Regions from separate parts of the Homo sapiens genome. Here region 1 is linked to region 2. The links are chromatin loops, found by intact Hi-C in ENCODE. Cell type or tissue: CD4-positive, alpha-beta T cell. All regions are shown on one strand. Each heading gives the region's core, and the rest is flanking DNA. Links, peaks and the distances in the headings are about the cores only.

What was found. Peaks named below come from ENCODE experiments on the same cell type or tissue, not always from the same donor. Only the 100,000 strongest peaks of a DNase experiment are listed, where the experiment ranks them.
Region 1: it touches region 2 in a loop (18-fold over the local background); 48 of 110 quality-filtered maps call a loop at or near these places.

Annotation. Positions count from the first base shown.
Region 1 is chrX:49,914,729-49,917,653 of GRCh38, forward strand. No RefSeq gene overlaps it. Among named protein-coding and RNA genes, the nearest start is that of CLCN5, 6.4 kb to the right of the region's middle. In CD4-positive, alpha-beta T cell, for the core only: a CTCF peak has its summit at 1,072 (motif pointing right); a DNase peak (open chromatin) is centred at 1,083.
Region 2 is chrX:50,578,540-50,581,464 of GRCh38, forward strand. It overlaps a transcript of SHROOM4 not described here. Among named protein-coding and RNA genes, the nearest start is that of DGKK, 110 kb to the left of the region's middle. RefSeq lists an enhancer at 2,840-2,925. In CD4-positive, alpha-beta T cell, for the core only: no CTCF peak of the experiment used is centred there; a DNase peak (open chromatin) is centred at 1,632.

The sequences.
Region 1 (2,925 bases), core at 90-2,589, 660 kb before region 2:
AACTCATTGGATGGGCTCAACAGCAGAATGGAGAATATGGAGGAAACAATGATAGAACTAGATGATAAGACAGTAGAAATAACCTAGTTTGAACAACAGACAGAAATAGACTGGGAAAAAAAAAAAAAAGATGAACAGAGCCTGTGGAACTATAACAACAGATATAGCATTCATGTTACAGGAGACCCAGCAGGAGAGAAGAAAAAAGTGTGGTGCTGAAAATGTATTTGAAGAAATCATGACAAAAATTTTCCAAAATTTGAGAAAAGACAACTTACAGATTCAATAACTGACCAAACCCCTAGCAGAATAAACCCCAAGAAACCCAGGCCAAGATACAGAGTTTTCTGTACCTGGAACAGTGAATGGCACACAGTAAGTGTTCAGCACATAAATAAATGCATATATCACTTAACTCAGGTTATGGTGTCCCAGTACTATTGGCAGTGGCCACTTAAATCTACATAGGCTTGGAGTCATAAAGATTTATTTTAAATTTTAATTATTTTATCTGCATTATATTTTAGAGTTAACTTATCTACTCTTGTATCTATTGTTAGATTACAGAGGTTGCCAGGATAACAGATCAACAATAACAAAAAATAGAATATATTCTTGTCAAACTTTATCCAGTTTAGTAAATCACTATTCTACATAATCTAAAGGGTATTCAAAGTGACTACAAAATGGATTTAAAAATGAGATAATCTGGTCAAGAAAAAAATAAAATGGAACAGTATGAGCAAGGAAGAGAGTAGTTGGTGATGAGGTCAGAGAACTAACAGGGGGCCCGATCATGCATAGCTGTGTACATGGAAGTCTTAAGGTAAGGACTTTGACTTTTGCTCTTGCTTGAGCCATGGCTTGGGAGCCACGGGAGGGTTTCAGATAGGAAAAATAAAATGAAACTAGAGGTGAGTTTAATATAAAATGCAATCTGTAAAATCCTGTTCACTTGCCGGGGGTGGGGAATACCAAATATTTGGCTCCAAGCTTTCTAGCAGCCAATGCAAAAAAAGAAATAAAGGGCATGATTCCTACGGAGAGCAAAGCCTCTTCCTAGAGCCATGTTCCCTGCTCTACCAGTAGATGGCGCACATTCCATGTGATGAGGATTAAGGAGCAAACTCTTCAAGGCAGGGCTTCTAAACTGAGCCTAAAATTAATATCAATCATTCTTTCTGAACTACGTGCCTGGCTATTTAATTCACCATATAGTTCTTAGTGCAGCTTTGGGAGAATTTGCTATTATCTCCTTTAAAGATAAGGAGACAGGATTACAGGTAAAACTGGCTCAAGCCCAGATTTGAGTCTCTACTCTTTCTATTGCACCAGGCAGGCAACTTGCTATTATTTGGAAAACCTAAGGCAGGTTTTACTCTAATTGGTGGGACTCTTTGACTGGGAGGCTTTCTTAGTGCCACTGCCACAAGATGCAGTAAGAGTCGGAGGCGAATTTGGGGTTCTGACATAAAGTAGCTGTTTCAGATCAGGGAAATCGTTTAATCCGCGTGACTCAACTTCCTCTTCTGCCAAATGGGAATGACAAAATCTGCTCCACTTAACTCTGGAAGTGGTGTGAGGATAGCAGAGGGAAATAGATGTGAAAACACAAAGTAGAAAACATTCTATAGGAATGCTGTATTAAACCCAAGATTTATCGAATTCCTACAATGAGCTGGGTGCTGCGGTAGTCCTGTCAGGTGGTATTATTCAAAGTGTGGTCCATGGCCCACTGCTGGTCCACAAACTGTTTGTTGTTGGTTTGAATCGAATGGGATAAAATGGAAAGAAAGTGTTCCAAAACCTTAACAATTTGTCAGAGTAATTTTATGTCTGTTGAATATAATCATGAAAGAGTTGCACTTGTATTTTGTGTTTTTGTTTTTATTTCATTTTTCTAGTAATTTATTGGTATTGTATTTTATAAAAGTATTGATACACGATATATTTTAGGGAAAATGAGTTTTTCCTATGAATAGTTTGAAAAGCACTGCTGTAAGGAATATAAAGTAAAATATAGGACATGGGCCTGCCATCAAGGAGCTTGCAGGCTAGTTGGTGAACAGGTAGCAGAGTGGTTCAGAGACGCCACTACCACTATTCCACTGTGCTTTAACTCCTCTATGGAACAGAAGTCTATACAGAGCTGAGGAACTTACAAGTGAAAGATCTTCAAATCCTCAAAAACATTCCCTAAACAAACCCTCATATCTGCTGCCATAGAATAGTAGCAACTCTAGCTAGACTTGGACTTCTCTCACATGGAGGGCAGCCTGACATGGGATTTTTTTTTTTTTGAGACAGAGTCTCACTCTACTGCCCAGGCTGGAGTGCAGTGGTGTGATCTCGGCTCACTGCAACCTCCGACTCCCGGGTTCAAGCAGTTCTTCTGCCTCAGCCTCCCAAGTAGCTGGGACTACAGGCGTGCACCACCATGCCTGGCTAATTTTTTTGTATTTTTAGTAGAGACGGGGGTTTCACCATGTTGGCCTGGCTGGTCTCGAACTCCTGACTTCAAATGATCCACCTGTCTCGGCCTCCCTAAATGCTGGGATTATAGGCATGAGCCATCACACCTGGCCTGACGTGGAATTTTTAAAAAGTAAAATTTCTCATGAAGGTCACTTGTCAAAAATTATCCTTCAATCAAACACTATTCTTGTTTTTCTATATTACTTTTAAAGATATATAATTGAATGGGTAATACACATCCATGGCACAAAATTGAGAAGGTGCATAGCTCTACATCCACATACTGTATTGTAGAGAATTTTGCATATAAGTACATAAAAAAGTTTTCTCATTTTTTTTTTTTGAGATGAGGTCTCACTTTGTTGCTCAGGAAGGAGTGCAGTGGTGCAATCAAGGCTCACTGCAGCTTTGAACTCCCAGATTCAAGTGATCCTCCCATCTCAGCTTCCT
Region 2 (2,925 bases), core at 222-2,721:
CATGATCCGCCTGCCTCAGCCTCCCAAAGTGCTGGGATTACAGGAGTGAGCCACCGTGCCAGGCCAGTTTTTGTATTTTTAGTAGAGACAGGGTTTCACCATGTTGGCCAAGCTGGTATTGAACCCCTGACCTCAAGTGATCCACCCACCTCGGCCTCCCAAAGTGCTGGAATTACAGGCATGAGCCCCTGTGCCCAGCCCATTTTTTAACTTAAATGTAGCATAGTAATAAATATATTCTGTGGCATGCACTATCTCAGAAGGTTTGTCACACAAAGACCCTCATTGAAGACAATTTTGGAGGAGGTCTTCAAATTAGAAAGGAAAAAAATACAGGAGATGCTGCAAAGACATGGGGAGTAAGGGCAAGTATACACTGGTAGTATAGTTTATTGCTGACTTGATAATTAAATACTGAGCAGAAAAGAAGAAAAAGTGTATATCCATAGTAACTCAGAACAGATATTTTTAAACATTATCAAAGTGATGGGGAAGGTGTGGTGGAACTCAAAAAACATGAGAACATTTTCAAGTACTTGTAATGTTAAGAGAAAAATGTAGATACTGATAAATTTAAGAAACTAATATGGTTAAATTAACATGGGTATTTGTTAGTTAAGGGCAACTAAAATAAGAACCAAAATGGCAGTTATAACTTGTAAACCAGAAGAAGAAAATTCATCCTATTTTGTAGAAAATAGGAAAGAAGAAAAATATAAGTGATTCAAAAATGATTTACAGTGTGGATTTCCTCTAAATGTTGAAAACATCCACTATGTGTCCTGGGTGACAGTGGTTGAAGCGAAGTAGAATTGAGGCATTCAACAGAACTGAGAAGTTAAGGTGTTGGATGACATGTCTGCATGGATACCATTACCAGAGCTGAGAAAAGTTTATCCTCCTTTAAGACTTCTGTCTTTGTATTTTCCTCCCCTCTATCCTCTTGGCAAAACCCTATAATTTATGGGGAATGAAAAAATTAACAATTTTAATCGGAGAGGGCTGTATGGGAAGTAGAATCTTCAGTGGAGTGCCAGGTCTCAATTACAGATGTGCAGGAAATGTTCAAATAAGAGGGACAACATTTCTGTATATTTTCATAGGCTGAGCTTATTTTACTGTGCAACAGGGCACCCGGGAAAACTGTGGAAAGGTTTAAAAAGAGGGGATTCTGTGATGGAAGATAACTGGGGAAGGAATTCATGATTATATTATGAGAGTAGGAAGAGGATAGGTGATAGTGTGAGGAGGTGCTTGCCTTTGGGTGGTGTCTAGGGATTACAAGGATAAAAAGCATAGATAAAATTGGCTGCACACAAAATCCCCAACATTACTTCACATTGTTTTATATCCAGAATGAGCTGAATTGTTAGATGATAAACAACCAGCACCCCTAACATTGTCCCACCTCCTCACTGTAGTTTACTTGCTGTGTTCAAAGCAGAGATAAAGCCTCCTCCAGTCCCCATTCTTCCTTTCATCTCTTTTCTTCCTCTCCCATCTCTCACTTCTCCCTCACATCCCCATATCACATCACTACTTACTGCCTCTGGACAGTTCAGTGGCTAGACAAGATTACACCTAACGTAACCATTGGACAACTCATAGGACTTTAGACAAAGGTTGCCACCTTGTGGTCAGAGGCAAAAATAACCAAGGGTCTTGGGTCACCGACTTGAGTGTACATCAGAATCAGCTAGAGGGCTTGTTAAAATAGAATGCTGGGCCCCAATCCCATATTTGCTGATTTAGTAGGTCTGAGTTGGGACTTAAAAACTTGTATTTCTAACATATTCCCAGATGATGCTGCCATTGTTGCTTCAAGGACCACACTTTGAGAACCACTGCTTTAGACAAATCTTTTTCAGGATAGGTAGACCTCCATTTGGTCATCCAAGATTGGTAGAATTAGAGTTTGAACACAAACATGTTTGAATTAATTTTTTGCTACCTTATTATTAGGAAATGCATGTGGTACTGCTTGGGCAACAGCCTCACTTGTTTTCTTTATCCTGGACAAGGTAACCACTAAATAAAGAAAGAAGTGGCATCCATTCTCCCTGCATAGATTGAATGTACCATGGTATATGTAACAATTCCAGTGCCAGGCACAGTGCCTCATGCCTGTAATCCTAACACATTGGGAAGCCGAGGCAGGAGGATCGCTTGAGCTCAGGAGTTTGAAGCTGCAGTGAGCTATGATTATGCCACTGTACTCCAGTCTGGGCCACAGAGTAAGACCCCACCTCAAACAAACAAACAAACAAAAAAACACCCAATTCTTTTACTGTTGGACATTTAGGTTATTTCCAAATTTTCACAATTGTTAAACAAATTTAAAGTTAACTCTCTTGTTCCAAACCCTTCTCTTGTCATTTCCTGAATACCATTGATAGAATAACTTTGATGCAATTTAATGATGCTAAAGTCTCCTGAGTGAGGATGGGTAGGATCAAAGGGAATATGGGAGCCAAAAAATCCTATTCCACCAAAAGTACTACTATAAGCAAAACTGGACACAGGCTCCTGCTCTCTTGGAGATTACAGTCTAGCACAGGATTCAAATATTAATCAGCTATTCATACAAGTAAATATAGAGTTGTGGATGTAAAAATGCTGTGAAGGAAAGATCAACAGTGTGGTAGGCAGTGTGATAGTACTTGGGAATTTTGTTCCCAGATTGTAATAATAAACTTTTAAAAATTGGCTACTAACATTTTAATAATAAATTTGTTATGATTAATATTTTGACATATTTTCAAATTTATGCCTGTATACTGGAATTTCAATATATAATGAGGATTTTTGGATTTGGGCTTAGTTTTTGCTTAATCTTGATTTTGATACCTAGCTGTGGGGGTTTGTCCTGCAGACCTTGACTTAATGATGGATGAATAACATATACTGACACAGATATTTTGCCTG